Linked DNA regions of Homo sapiens: region 2 is linked to region 1. A link is a contact called in ENCODE Hi-C data. All regions are on one chromosome and are shown on one strand. The core of a region is the stretch at or near the end of the contact, and the rest is flanking DNA. Distances in the headings are between cores, read along the strand shown. Region 1 overlaps LOC124904454 (a long non-coding RNA gene). Region 2 holds the start of LOC124900413 (a long non-coding RNA gene).

Region 1 (7,469 bases), core at 3,323-5,822:
GTGTGGAATACCTATTCACATGAGTGAGCTGTTTAGGATCACACTCTGGAGTAAGAGTGCCTGTGTTTGAATTCCATCTGTGTGATCTTTCGATACTTAGTGACCTCTCTAAAAGTTTCAGTTTCTTCATCTATAAAACATGATAAATAATATCTACTTCACTAGGTTGTTGCAAAGGTTAAGTGAACTAATAAATATAACAGTACATTCATTTATAACAGTGCATGAGATATTACTAAGCATCATTATGTTACCTATTACTATTAAGCGTGCACACTATAGTTTCCCAACTAAATTGTAAATGATTGGAAGGCAGAATCAGGTTTTAATTTAAAAACAACTAAGGGTTTACACATAAAATTTCATTTAATTCCTTCAATAACACTGTGAGTTTGATATTATTTTCCCTTGTTTCAGATATGCAGGCTGAGACTCAGATGTTAACTTAATTGCCTAAGTTTGCCAGCAAATAAATGAGAGAATTTGATCCCATATTCTCACTGTGAAGAGAGAAGTTAATAGAGTAACACAGTTTACTCCTCTTAAGAGTGTTAAGAGTAACACAGTTTATTTCTCCTGTTTCATTATGTCATGCTATTTCCATGACAGTGAAACAGAAGAAGTAAATCATGTTACTCAGGTGTTTTTTGTTGGTTTGTTTTGTTTGTTTTTTTTTGGTTGCAAGCAACAGAATTGGAGTTTGCCTAACTTAAGACAAAAGGAAGTGATTGGAGGGGTACCTGGTGGCTCTGAGATTGATGTGGTGGCTAGAGGGCAAGGTCTGAGAAGTCAAGCTGAGTCTCCAACAGCTCAGCCAGGTTAGTAAGCCACCACAGCCCCTAGTCAGGGTCTGAGACATTGAATTCTGCCATCACAGTCACCAAAGCAGATGCTAAGCAGTCCCTGCTTCTTTGTGGCAATGCATTAATTTGATGTTGTAGGCATGCTGTCCCTTTAGAGGCTTGGTACCAGGGACACCAGGTACCTGACCTCTGGGGGCCCTTCCACCACAAGCCTATAGTCCCAGATTCTCCAACAAAGGAAGAAGTTTCTGCAGCTAGGCTGCCAAGAAAAAGTTGACAAATATCCACTGATGATTATCCTTTAGGGGTTTTTGTTTGTTTTGTTTTGTTTTGTTCGAGACAGGGTCTTACTCTGTCACCAGGCTAGAGTGCAGTGGTGCAATTGGCTCCCTGAAGTCTTGACCTCCAAGGCTCAAGCCATTTTCCCACCTCAGCCTCCTGAGTAGCTGGGACCACAGGCAAACACCACCATGTCCAGCTATTTTTTTTTTTTTAATTTTTGGTAGAGATGGGGTCTCACTAGGTTGCCCAGGCTGGTCTTGAACTCCTGAGTTCAAGCGATCCTCCTGCCTCAGCCTCCCAAAGTGCTGAGATTATAGGCATGAGCCACTTGTGCCTGGCCCTTTAAGGACTTTGTTTTGTTTCATTCTTAAACCCTTTTAACTTTCCTTGAGATCCAAAGCAATAAATATAGTACTTTTTAAACCTGGAAAATAGGGAGGCCGGCTTTATTTGTTCCATCTGGCTGTGCCCAAATTCTGAGCCAGCTTAGGAACAGAAAGGAAAGATACAGGTTTCAAATATTGGATATATCTGTGCAGATTTATGGGAAATTGAGATGATATAGAACAAGCATAAAGACGAGGAGCAGGCTAGAATTCTAGTTAGCATGAAAGCATTAAGGAGAAGTTCAAGTGTAATCAAAGTGACTAAGACAAGGAAACAAACACACATATTAAAAATCTAGGAAAGGATCCTAAGAAAGGTTATGAAAACAAGACTAGTTTTATATAATACTTGGGAATAAGAAAAAACAGAATATTAATATCTAATAATGTTGGAGGTTTTGATTTAGAGATCATAATAGAAATATCAGGGTTGGTTATAGGAACAGTTAGATGGGGACAAAGGAGAGACTTTAGGGCACTGTGCCAGAAAGAGTTATTCTAAAAGGAAATTAAAAGTTCCAAATTCTCCCCTGCACCAAAAAAATTTAAAAAGGCTGTCCAGGCTTCACATTTTCAAGCAAAACCTCAAATTCCTGACTGACTCACATGAGCACCAAGACCTTTCATCCTTCCCATGAGTAAATGTATATAATGGGGTGACCATCCGCTAGTGGGGCTCAGAGCTTCAACACAAAGAATGAAGAAGGAAGAGAAAAGAGAACAATCATGGCCAGAGTAGCAGAATTTAATAATAAAGATCACTAACACTTTTATCCAAATAATCCACAGTGAGCTGTGTCTGTAATTAGACTAAGGTATAATCTGCATGTGAATTGGGGAAAGTTTTAAAATAATTTCAGGCCAGGCACAGTGGCTCATACTTTTAATCCCAGCACTTTGGGAGACTGAGGCAGGAGGACTGCTTGCTCCCAGAAGTTTAAGACCAGCCTGGGCAACATGAAGAGACCTCATCTCACAAAGAAAATTTAAAAAAATTAGCCGGTGTGATGGTGTGTACCTGTCATCTCATCTATTCAGGAGGCCAAAGCAGGAGGATCGCTAGAGCTCAGGAGGTTGAGGCTGCAGTGAGCCGTGTTTTCAGTACCACACTCCAGCCTGGGCAACAGAGACAGATCTTGTCCAAAAAATACTAATAAAATAAAATATTTTTAATTACCATTTACTGAGGATTCAATTGAATCCTCACAGTAATCTAAGTAGTGGATAAAATTACTGTCTTCATTGTACAGATGAGGAAATGGAAGCATGTGGGTTTAGATAACCTGCCCAAGCTCACATACAAACAAAGCTGGGACTTGAACTTTGCTCTGTGGAACCCTTTGGCAGTTAGCTGATATCTGCTGCAGATAATAGCATACTGACAAAAAGTCCCTTAAATCCTAAAGCATATGTTTTTTAACATGGCAGGGAATCTGGAAGGATGGCTGTTCAGCAGCACAGTGATATCCTCAAGAACTATGGATTTCCACCTTTCTACTCTGCCCTATGTGTTGCTAATGTTTCATGTTCAAGAGCATAGTGCTAGCGGTTTCGGGCATCCTAGGAAGCCATGACTACGTTTATTTAAGAGGAGGGAGAATGTTCTTTATAAATCTCTTTTTTAATTTGTGAGAAAATCTTTCCTCCAGTGCCCCCAGTAGGATTCTCTGCATGTGCTATTGGCTAGTAATAAGCCACACATCTAGGCCTAAATCCAATCACGATTCACTCTCTGAGATTGTTCAAGACGTCGATTTCCCTTAGCCAGCAAAAAAAGAAGGTACACTGGGAGAGGGCTGGTGATGCTGTTGGTATGGCAAAAAGAAAAAAAAAATTGTCTGCCACAAGCACTACAACAAACTTCTTGTTCTAGGGATTAATTTAGTTTTAATATGGCTGATGGAAATGGAGGTTGGGAGAAGAGAGGAGTACAGACAAGAGGGGAGAAGAGAAAGGGAAAATGTATTGAGCACTTCCATGAATTAATGTTAGCTCCTTTTACATACTTCACAATATGCTCTTCACATGGTACTTTTATTATACCCATTTTCTAGAAGCTCTTTTAAGTCTTTCAAATCACACTTGAAAATGGCAGTGACGATTTGAATTCAAATTGATGATTAGAAGGTACATGCTCTCTAGAGATACTGGTTTGTTTTATACTTGCATCTAAGGTGGATAACTTCTCCCCTTAGGGGAGAATGGCTGGAAGTTATCCACCTTAGATGCAAGTATAAAACAGACCAATATCGAAGAATAACTCCCATCTTTTGGAAAACTTGTCTAATGCCTCTTTGCACCTTTAACCTTCTTAACACCCCGAATTAAGCTAAGTCATTCATCCATTAGTTGTATGCACAGCCTGTTGTGCAGTCGTCTATGTTTTTACTTCTTGGTATTCTCTGAGTAAGAGGAAACGTCTGTGACCTTCCACTGGATCCTTGCTTCCATATATCAGAGGCTAAGGCAATCACAGACAGCACTGGTGGGAAACCAGAACAGAAAACACACACACACACATGCACACACACACACACACACACACACACACACACACACGAATGGAACGAGGAACTCCAAGAGGGACTTCTAATATTTCATTGTTATTGAAAATTACACTTCATAAAAAGTCTTGTTCATTTAAAGTTTGAAGAGTGACAGAAAAATAGCTTTCATACTCAAGTCTGCTAAATGTATGATAAATCAAAAAAGATGGAACAAGGAGAAACTTCAAGAAAAACAAAACAGAAAATCAGTGTGTAGTATAAATAACACTTCATTAGTGCTGTAATGCCTTACAAAACAGTCTAAAAAATTCCACAGGGTAATCGTAGTGTACAGCGCAGAAGAGAATAATTTACTATCGTTAGGCGTTTGTAATCCCTACAATGGAAAGGAGAATGTATGCATGTAACCCTTTAATGATAGTGGACTTGCAGGCATAAATCCCTAAATGATGAGATGTGAATACATTTTATAAATTCAAGTTTCTGTTGGGGAAGAAAAGTCAGGCTGTCTGGTTTGACTGGCATGCTGACCTAAGTCAATTACTGAACCACGGAGAGCTGTAGCCTTGGGAGTGTGCTATGTTCTTTCTACGGTCTTAAGAGAGGCCAGGCTCAGGGGTTGAGCCTAGCGGGCTGGTCTCTCGCTCATCAGGCACACATCAACACTATAAACACACAGTTTTTAGCTAGTGGCAGTCAATGCCAAAGGCCTGGCAGCATGCCACACCATCTCAAGGCACTCTCAGCAATAACTCAAATGTTTTTCTGTCAGAAAAACTTTTTCTGTACTGTTTTCAACACTTCAGCTTAGTGTGGGACCGAAGCAGAACGAGGGATAGGAAAAATTAATAATTTTACACTCCAGCTTTCAAAGCCCCCTTTCCTTTGGTAGCAGAGTTTCTTCTTTTCATTCTATTTAATTCTCAAACTCTCCTCAACAAAATCTTCTCTGAAGCAAAGACCTAAAACTTATTAACACGGGAATCCAAATGAAAGACAATAGGTTAATTGTTACTTCTCCCACAGGTGTTTTAAAAAATGTTAATGTGGATTCAATCCTTAAACTAAGCAAAATTTAGAAAAAGTTTTCAAAGGAGTGTTCTCTGGACAAGGATGCCTGGATGTTGGATGGGAAGTAGGGAGTTCCCAGAGGCTAGATTGGATATTATGGAAGGATTACTAGAGTTTAACCACGGAACTGTAAGAATTATGATCAGGCAGAGAACAAAGCAGTAGATCAAATCTAAAAGGGAGACAACATAAATATGAAGAAATAAGATTTCAGGTTAGACGCCAGGAAGAAGGGGCCCAGGTTGGAAAGCAGAAGCATGAGACGAGAGTTCCAGGACCAGTGATTCAGGGGAGGCTGTGAACAATACAGAGAGGGCCAGAAACCTGTTGTTACATCATGTTGGTTACATGGGACAAGCTAGGTTAAAACAGGAGTTCTTCAGCTGGTGGGAGGGGTGGTCTGAGAGAGAGAACAGTGATCCAAGGACAGCCTTCAAGAGGTCTGGAAAAACCCTGAACTCTCCTTTAAAATGTGCAAGAAGAAAACTTGAAGCTTTGATTAAATTCTCAAAGCAATATGTCACCCTAGAATGATTAAATATAGCAGCCCAATGAAAAGCACCTTTGTGGACCCTGTGGATCCCGTGGCAGTGGCGGTCATCTACTGTCAGTCATGTAGTTCAGCCTGGTTCCCACACTCTGATTCCATCTTCTTTAAGCACTTGCAGCAGGATTGGTAATCATTCGCATTCCTTTCTTCCAGTTAGTACCCCTAAAGGAGGAAAAAATGGTTTTGCTTAACATGGACTATTATGAAATGGCATCTCTCTCTCTGGTGACTCACAGGAATGAGGCGCCCTTCTCTGGAAGGGTAGGTTGCCCACAATAATATTGTCTTTGTTCTTCTAGATGAACAGCTAGTCCATCTCAGTCTCTTGCCTTATAGATCTCTCAGGTATGAGCCAAATGCCAGTCCACTAGATATCCTGGGCTCCAAGGGCCACATATCAAACTCTCCAAAATGCCTCTGTCCCTAGGATGATGGTTGAAAGGGGGATGGGAATGAAATGCACAGGATATTAATAGCTCTTTACAAAAATATTTTAAAATTTTATATTTCCCAGGCATATTAACTTCAAATATTTTGTGCTCTCAAGTGGATGCCAAGCCAAAGCCTCAAAGCCTGTAATTAGCTACCTTCTTTGCAAACCCTGCATTAATCATCTTATTTTGAGATGTGGGGAAAGTTGGAGTGTATTTTTGGGGGGCCATGAATAAAACAAAGATAGAAATAGTTTGATTTCAGCAACTTCTTACTCATGAGTATGTTAAGGGATAGGAGGAGTATCCCATGGCTATTAACAGTTTCTACTGGGGACAAGCACCAACCTATCAAAGCACAAAATATAATATTTTGAGGAAATTGGTCCTGGAAGAACCATGGCACCATCTGGTTCTTGGAAAAATAGGCACGCGTTTACTTTACACTTGAAAAGGAAGCTTTTCTGCTCTGAATTGTACTGTTTCAAGTTGATAAACCTGTTTCTGAAGGGCACATGTTGCTTTCTTTATTGGATGCTTATAGTGACACATTCCTGTTTGTGGGGGAGCTGCACAGGGTAGGCAGGGGAGGTGAAGACTCAGAGGAGAGACAGGGAGGAGGGGTTCCCAAATGTCTTGATATGAAAAATAGGAAACAGTTCCTTTTTGAAAACCTGTAAGTTAACCAGCAGTAGCAACAACGATGAACTGTCATGCAGAAGACTGGCTGAGGTTTGGGTTATAAAACAATATTTGCCATCAAGAGGGTTTTAGTATTCCAGTTTGCAGCAGGAGTGGCTTGTGGCCAGGCTCAGCCTTGCTAGAGAAGCTCAGAGGGTTTTCTTATAAGTCCCAAACTATTTAAAAAACAGACTCAAACACAGTGATATCTCACTTATCCAGCCCCTTGCAAAACAGATGTTCCACAGAAACACATTTCTAGATGATATTTAGGTTTATGTTATAATTTAATAAAGCTTGCAAAATAATTTTGTTCATTTGTTTTTCTTATTTCAGTCTGATCCTTATAACAACCCACGGAATACAGCATGGGAGGCTTTATTAATCTCACTGACTTGCCCACACAACAGAGGTAGCATAATTGGTTTTTGCCTTGCTCCCCATGGCTCTCAGACTTCTGACCCTAGGTATATCTCAGAAACTTTTTCAATATATTAAAGACAGGATAATTTGTGAAATCCTACTAGTATTCACTCCTAGGAAAAAGAAGACTGAAACCAGAATTGCGTTGAATATAATAAGGGTTTTAAGTATCTTTTTAATATTTTAAATATTTAAAATACCTTTAAATAGTGCCAAGTACTATTAGGTACTGTCAAAGAACAAAGGAAGATCCTGGACTTAAGGAATCTCTGGGATGAGGTCAATGTGGTGGCTGGGATGGTGCTGGGCCAGGGGGCAGGGAGTCTGGGAGGCAG
Region 2 (7,469 bases), core at 1,463-3,962, 410 kb after region 1:
AGTGCTGCAAAGGTTTGCCTTCTTAATCTAGGGTGTGTTTAGTTCCATATATTCCCAGGCCCTACCAATTGTGAAGCAGGCAAGACAGACAGGTCTCAAAACCCAAAAAACAGTTTGTAACCTCAAAAAACTTAGCAAACCTTGCATCTGACCTGCATTTTACCGTAGTCTTTACGGCTGTTTTTATTTCTTAAAGATTAAAGTCAAATGAACTGAAAGGTACCAGAAATTTTATCTTTCCTTTAAAAAATATTAGATTCAAGTGTTTGTCCTTCTTTGGACCAGATTCATTAGAGCCGTTTTTACAGACATCACACACAGTACACAAGCAGACAAGCACAAGAAAACCCAGTCACTGGGTGGGTACCTTTAAGAGACAAGGCTAGGAAAACATGCAGACATCAAACCAGAGAGGGCTCATCCCCTAAGGCAGGATTGCTAAGCAAAGCCTTGCCAAGCGGTGGTTACCAGCCATGCCCTCAGGATGTAAAACAAAATGGAGGCTTGATTTCACAATAAAAGCTTTGCAGAAAACATAAACGGTGATAGGTGTGGGGCCTGACCTAGTAAAAAACGTCTTCTAAAAGAAAAAAAAAATTAAAGGTTAACTGCTGATGGAGTGGGGCAGAGAAAGAAAAAAAGTTTTAAAATGCCTGGGAAAGACCCTCTTATTCTTATACAACTGGTTCCTCCACCAGGAGAAAAGCTTAATTACTGTCCAATGGAGTAAAGCCCCTTAGCAGGGGAAGGTGAAGGCTTTGGTGGTGCATGGTGGAAAACAACAGCCAGCTGGCTGTACAGGACACTTGGACCGTGCGTTCCAGCCCCAGAAGGGAGGGGAGAGCAGCGGGGAGGTGCTGCTTGCTGGTCAGTCCCAAAAAAGGAAGGAAAAGGCCTGGGAGCAATAGATGATTGGGGAATGGTTTCCCCTACCCTCAGAAATTTGAGGATGAAAAGGCTTAGAATGAACGTTGAGAGGTTTTGAGTCCCCAGTTCACTTGCCACTTCTCAAGCCCCACGTTGGGTGCCAAAAATGTTGTAGGACTCTTCCTTAGTTCAGCTAAAGATGGGGTTCTTTGTCCCACAGCCACAAAAGTTCAGGCTCTCAAACAATTTGAATGGTGAGTAAGACAGGGTTTTATTGGGTGAAAAGAAAGAAAAAAAGGAAACAGGGACTCTCTACAAGGCCAGAGTCCCCTGCTAGAGTGCTTCCCACCTGGTCATTCGAATTCCAGGTTCCACACAGGAAGAGGAGGGGCCAGGCTCCTCCCCACTGCAAATGGTGCAAATATTTGAGGCTCCATCCCTGTGTGCATGCTGGTTGGAGTTTTTTCTGGGGACCTCCTCCCAGCTGGCTGTCTCAATGCTACTCCACTATTGCCTCCCCAGCCTCTAATAGTTAAAATTCCATCCTTCCTACAATGTCTAGGTCAAATGTTGTTCTCCCTCAGGCTTTCCTGAGTCCCTCCAGCCAAAAATAGTCTCCTCTGCTTCCGCATTACCAAACCATTTTGTTTTAACTCTGCAATAATGTTTACCCTCTTGCCTTCTACTATTAGGTTACTTTTGTAGTCTCTAGAAAAGTTACCTCACCTTTCTGGGACTGAGTTTTCTCATCTCAGCATATAATAGAGGGCAGATAATGACTAAAGTCTATCAAATCCAATATTCTATAATCCTAATTCATCCACTGTCAATGCTTTTATGATGGTTAAATTGAATGTCATTTTATCATGGTAACTGACACTAATGGCAAGATGACAATTTTGTACCTAATAGTCACATTGCCACTCTTCAGCATTGTAAAAAGTAAAGTAGAGGTTCCTCTTCAAAGACTTTCCTCCTTATCTAATTAGGAATAAATAGTAACTTCCCTTAAAAGCAAAATTTATTCAAAGACCTATACTAACATTCTTAAATATCTGCTAGCCATAATAAAGAAATCAATGTACTCTATGTTCTTAGCTCTTACAATTTAGCCTAAATATTTGCCTTGGCATGCTTACACTATTCCAAGCAAGCATTAGGTCATAGCCTGTTTCTCTTCCTTATTTGAAGGTGTTTTTACTTTTCTCAACATTCCACAAGTTATTTCCCCCTTCCTTTGTTCTCCTCTGCCTTTGCCTCTTTTAAAAAGTTGTAAGTTGCTAGCCAATTGGGACAAATACAGAATGTGAGGTCCCATTCCAGCCAATGGAAACTGAACACAGCAGTAAGGTGGACACATCAAGTTATAAATGACCCTGCCTCCTTTGTTTGGTGTACTGTCATGGCAAAACTGCTGGCAAGTGTACCCTTTCTGCAGAAGGCATAAAAATGGCCTTGCTGAGGAAATTAAATTTATGTTCAAGTGCTATTTCTTTACAGCACCAAGGAACAAACATTTCAAATAATTTGGTGGCCTGTACGGGGATACATTCTCATATGGAGGCAGTCTCCAGTCCTGTCTCATGAAGAAGCATGGTCCTCTGCCTCTCTGCAGTAGCCTCAAGGATAAGGACTCGAGACCCACCCAGTGTGATGAATAAACCCAGACTCTCAGTAACACACACACACACACACACACACAAAGAAAAGAAAAAAAGAAAGACAACAACAACAATAAAAACTGGCTGGCAACCTGGAGTAAAGCATCCTCACATATCACATGAACCAAGAAACTCTGTACACAGACAAGAAAAAAAAAAAAAAAAACAGAAAAACCAGTAAAGTATTTCCTTAGTAGTCAAAACCAAAGAAAAAGCCACAAGGCAGTAAAGCATTCCTTAATTAAGACATTCCGAAAAAAGAGAAACCACAATGGGGGGTAAAGCATTCCTTAGTCAGGACTAAGGAAAGAAAGCCTCGGGGGTGGGGAGGGGGTGGTGGTGAAGTATTCCTTAGTCAAGATGTCTTAGAAGTTAAAAAGAAGTAAGAAATCTCCATTAAGAAAGAAGTTGAACCTCAGAAAGAAGTGAAAAATCCCCATGGGGGGTTGAACCTCAAAAAGAAGTAAGAAATTCCCACTGAGAGGAGGTTGAACCTCAAAAAAAAGTAAGAAATCCCCATAGATAAGAAGTTGAATCTCAAAAAGAAGTGAGAAATCGCCATTGGTGAGGGGATTGAACTTCACAAAAACCTCTGGTAGTAAAAAAAATTATATATACGTATATATTCAAAATTCTCCTTTTCCCTCTTCTCCGGGAAAGAAAAGGCTAAGCTCCACTCCCGCCGGTTGCTCCCCTAGGGGAAGGGAAAGGAGAAAGACAGCAAAAACAGCAAGTGCGACACCAGACAGCCAGGCACACCAAGAGTTAAGCCCCTCTCCCCAGCCAGGCTCTATGTGAAAAAGAGGGCAGGGACTGATGCCAGAAGGAGAGTGTGGGGGACTGCCTGGGGCCAGGACTGCAGCTGTGCAAATCCCACCCAGCCCAAGAAACTAAGTGTAGGAAGAAAGGGGAAAAAAAAGTAAAAAGGGAAATCGGAAAACAAACAAACAAACAAAAACAGGAGAAACAGATGGCAATGTATGCGCAGGGGTGGGGCCCGTGCCGTGGCCTGACCCTGCCGTTGGTGGGAGCGAGAGAACTCAGGAGGGGAAAAGGAAACGGGATGACAGAGAGAGAGAGAGAAACAGAGTGCAAATGAGAGAGAGATAAATAGATGGAAAGAGTAAGTAAGAGAGAAACTGGAAGAGACAGAAATCAAAGAAAGACACAGAAGGTGAAACTACGAAAACAAAGAGTGTAAAAGGAAGGCAGAAAGTTAAGGCATGTTGAAGATTGTGAAAGTTGTAAGAAAAGTTATGAAAAGGAATTTATGCCAGAAATATTGTATAATTTAAAAAGTAAGTAGGCCTCCTGAATGTAAAATTATTTGAAAAACAGTTTATTTACAAGGTATGTAAGAAAAATAAAATATATTTTTAATAACAGGATTATAAGGAGGCATAAAAATATAGGTTTTTACATACATTAAAAAGTTAAAAATATATATTTTGTTTTAAAAGTTTAAGCAAGTTTTAAAATGTTAATTGTAAAGGAAATTCTGTGTGTAAACATAATGGCTAAAGTTAAAGAGGTATCATCCAGTTTTTCTGTGAACTGGACATTAAAATAAAAGCACAATAGATTTTTCTTAAAGCACTAACCTGCTCTTTAGCAAAAATTATAAACAGTTAAAAAGAGTCTATAAAAGTCTTACCTTATAGTCAGACATCAAAAATAGATTAAATATCTACAAGATTTTATTAAAATTAAGCTTAACATTAATAGCACATTAATATAAAAAATTTAACTTATCTGGTATAAAATCATACAAAAACACTGTCAAATATAAAACGGTGTTTAGCTTTCTTAAGGCCCAAAAGTGGCTGGGTAAGTCACAAGGCTCCTCATCCCCAAGGCCACAGTGCACAGGGGCGGTGAAGGCCACAAGAAGGCCAAGACCTTAAGAGAGGGCAAGGCCACAGCATCCCCTGGGCAGTGCTGAGCAGAGATGGAGCAGGAGGTGTCACCATGAGGCCTCAAGCCCCAGGATATGCAGCAGAAATTACACACTTAATTTATCTTCCACTTTCCCTTCCCTCAGAACTGAAAGTATTTTAGCACAAGTACCATTCCTAGAATTTCCAGTACACCAGCACCAGCCTGAAAACCACATTCTCATCAAAAGATAGAAAAAAACTCAAGCCAGCCTGGGAAGGATCCTATTTTATGCTGTTAACCACTGAGACTGCCGTCCACACAGCTGAGAAAGAATGGACCCACCATACTCGAGTCAAGAAAACATCTTCCTCTTCAGAATCATGTTACTGTACTAAGATCAAGCCCTACTAAGTTAAAGTTAAAGAAAGCTTAATTTTCATATACCTTCTATATTGCTTCCTTTCCTTTCCTTATTCTGTTACTAGCTTCTTTGTTATTAATGTAACTAAGTCTGACTCACCTCAGACCATTACCTTTAATGCTTGCTCTGTCATACCTTGTGGAGATGTAAAAGATCAATGACAGCTAGCCTTTTCACACAAATATTTATGACCCGGCTCTCTACTGGACACAGTTACCCCTAGCACTCATCATTGTGATCAGCTGCAGCCAAGACACTGATTTTCTGCTCCTGCAGCCTGGCAACCTTGTAGAAAATAGGACTATGTCCTTTAAACTACTTAGAAGCAAAGTTGGACTTCCACAAAAAAGGTTTGTGCAGATCTAAAACCCCTCATCTATTTCACTAAAAGGACTACCCCTTCTAACTGGCAGCCTTATCTATGTAACCCTGTCCTTCTCTTTATCACCACCTCCACCTTGACTAACTCTAGGCCAGCCCTTAGTTGCTTCTATGGTATGAAGATTGACATAAATGGAAAAGACCCCTAAGTATTTTTAAAGTATGCATGATTCTCCCATCTTCCCCTTCTTCAGTAGCCTCAGTTCTAGATCCCACACCAGTTGCTCCTACATCTAATAATAAAACTAAGCTGTCTGTTGTAAAAATAAGAGATCTAAGACAGACCTTAGCCATCAAGACAAAAATATCAAGATGCAAATGCCTGGCTGGAATGAATTAAATATTCCGTTCGCACTTTAAATAAAAGCGATTATTATGCTTGTACACATGGTAGGCCAGAGGCCCAGATTGTCCCCTTTCCACTTGGATGGTCTCCTTGTCAACCAGATATGGAGTGTATGGTGGCTCTCTTTCAGAATCCCATGGCTTAGGATAATACATCATGCCGAGCTCTCTATCTGCTATTTCCTGAAATTCAACACCCTACGGGTCAGCCCCCAAGGGCAATCCAGCTTCCATCTCAGATGGCCAAGTTTACTTCATGCCTCTCATAGCAAGAGGAAAATTTGGTGTTCCTTGGAAGCATAAAAAAAATGCAAGGAGCTCAAGTCTTTCCAAGAGCTTGATTATCAGTCTATGCTTAGCCATCCCCAAGCAAATGTATAGTAGTACTGTAGAAGACCTTTATTAGACACTCTGCCAAATAATTAGAACAGTACTTGTGCTCTAATCCAATTCGCTATCCCTTTCACCGTAGCAATTCATCAATCTAAAAAGGTAAAAACAAAACACCTCAGGCCAAAGGAAACTCCTTATGAGTCCTTTAATCCTCAGGTTTACATAAATGCCATTAAAGTCCTGTGAGAAGTGCCAAATAAGTTTAAAGCACAAAATCAATTAGCTGCAGAATTTAAATCCACATTGTTCTAGTAAGTAACTATAAAAAAAAGTAGGCTAAATAAACTATATCTATTACAATCAGCAACGATTCATAAATTACACTGAGGACACCATCAAAGAGATACCTAAGCAATTAGGACCTATCAGCCAGATGGCCTAGAAAAATAAAATAACTTTAAATATAATATTAGCAGAAAAAGAAGATGTTTGTGTCATACTTAAAATTTAATGTTATACCTTTGTTCCTAAAAATACTGCCCCTGACAGAATTATAACAAAAGTGCTACAAGAATTAAAAACCCTATCCAATAAACTTGCCAAAAATAATAAAATAAATAACCCTTTTTCTAAAGTAATAAAACATTTGTTCAGTAGATAAAAAGAAATTTTAACTTCAATTCTCACCTCATTTGCTGTTGTTATTGGTGTACTTATTCTTGTAGGCTGTTATATTATTCCCTACCGTCGAAGTTTTACACAAAAACCTGTCTCTGCCATGCTTACAGAGTTAACTCCTAACTCTCCTCCACCTTATTCAGAAAAATTACTTCTCTTAAAAGGACAAACAAAGCAATTAAGTCAAAACATATTAAACAAGTTTGAAGAAGAATTATGAAATAAGAGGAGGAATTGTAAAAAGTAAAGTAGAAGTTCCTCTGGAAAGACTTGTCTCCCCATTTAATTAGGAATAAATAGTAACTTCCCTTAAAAGCAAAATTTATTGAAAGACCTATAGTAACATTCTTAACTATCTGCTAGCCATAATAAAGAAATCAATGTACTTTATGTTCTTAGCTCTTACAATTTAGCCTAAATATTTGCCTTGGCGTGCTCATACTAGTCCAAGCAAGCATTAGGTCATAGCCTGTTTCTCTTCCTTATTTGAAGGTGTTTTTACTTTTCTCAGCATTCTACAAGTTACTTCCTCCTTCCTTTGTTCTCCTCTGCTTTTGCCTCTTTTAAAGTGTTCTAAGTTGCTAGCCAATCGGGACAAATACAGAATGTGAGGTCCTGTTCTAGCCAATGGAAACCGGACACAGCAGTAAGGTGGTAAGGTGGACGCATCAAGTTATAAATGACCCTGTCTCCTTTGTTCTGTGTACTCTCATGGCAAAACTGCTGGTGAGTGTACCCTTTCTGCAGAAAGTATAGAAATGGCCTTGCTGAGGAAATTGAATTTATGTTCAAGTGCTATTTCTTTACAGCACCAAGGAACAGGCATTTCAAAGAGCATGGTGCTATTAAAATAAAAACTTTAGACAAGTTAAGTTTAACATAATTTATTTGAGCAAACAAATGAT

What was found. A loop is a pair of places that touch in the nucleus more often than their neighbours do. Pooled maps may share reads with other maps.
Region 2: a map of chondrocyte shows a loop between it and region 1 (2.5-fold over the local background). The contact joins two enhancer-like sites. A Hi-C loop is called at or near these places in 2 of 168 maps with a recorded cell type or tissue (chondrocyte and psoas muscle) and 2 of 50 pooled maps.

What each region holds. Positions count from the first base shown.
Region 1 is chr1:170,801,844-170,809,312 of GRCh38, forward strand. LOC124904454 (a long non-coding RNA gene) reads right to left here. Exons shown (of 2, transcript XR_007066729.1): 2 at 4,056-5,761. Among named protein-coding and RNA genes, the nearest start is that of MROH9, 130 kb to the right of the region's middle. Within about 2 kb of position 4,573, at least 6 of the 41 ENCODE cell types and tissues checked have a DNase peak (open chromatin) inside an H3K27ac peak, as active enhancers do.
Region 2 is chr1:171,217,424-171,224,892 of GRCh38, forward strand. All of the region lies in intron 2 of FMO1-AS1 (FMO1 antisense RNA 1), which reads right to left. It overlaps LOC124900413 (a long non-coding RNA gene), which reads right to left and starts at 6,938. Exons shown (of 2, transcript XR_007066731.1): 1 at 6,574-6,938. RefSeq lists an enhancer at 2,210-2,771. Within about 2 kb of position 2,713, at least 10 of the 41 ENCODE cell types and tissues checked have a DNase peak (open chromatin) inside an H3K27ac peak, as active enhancers do.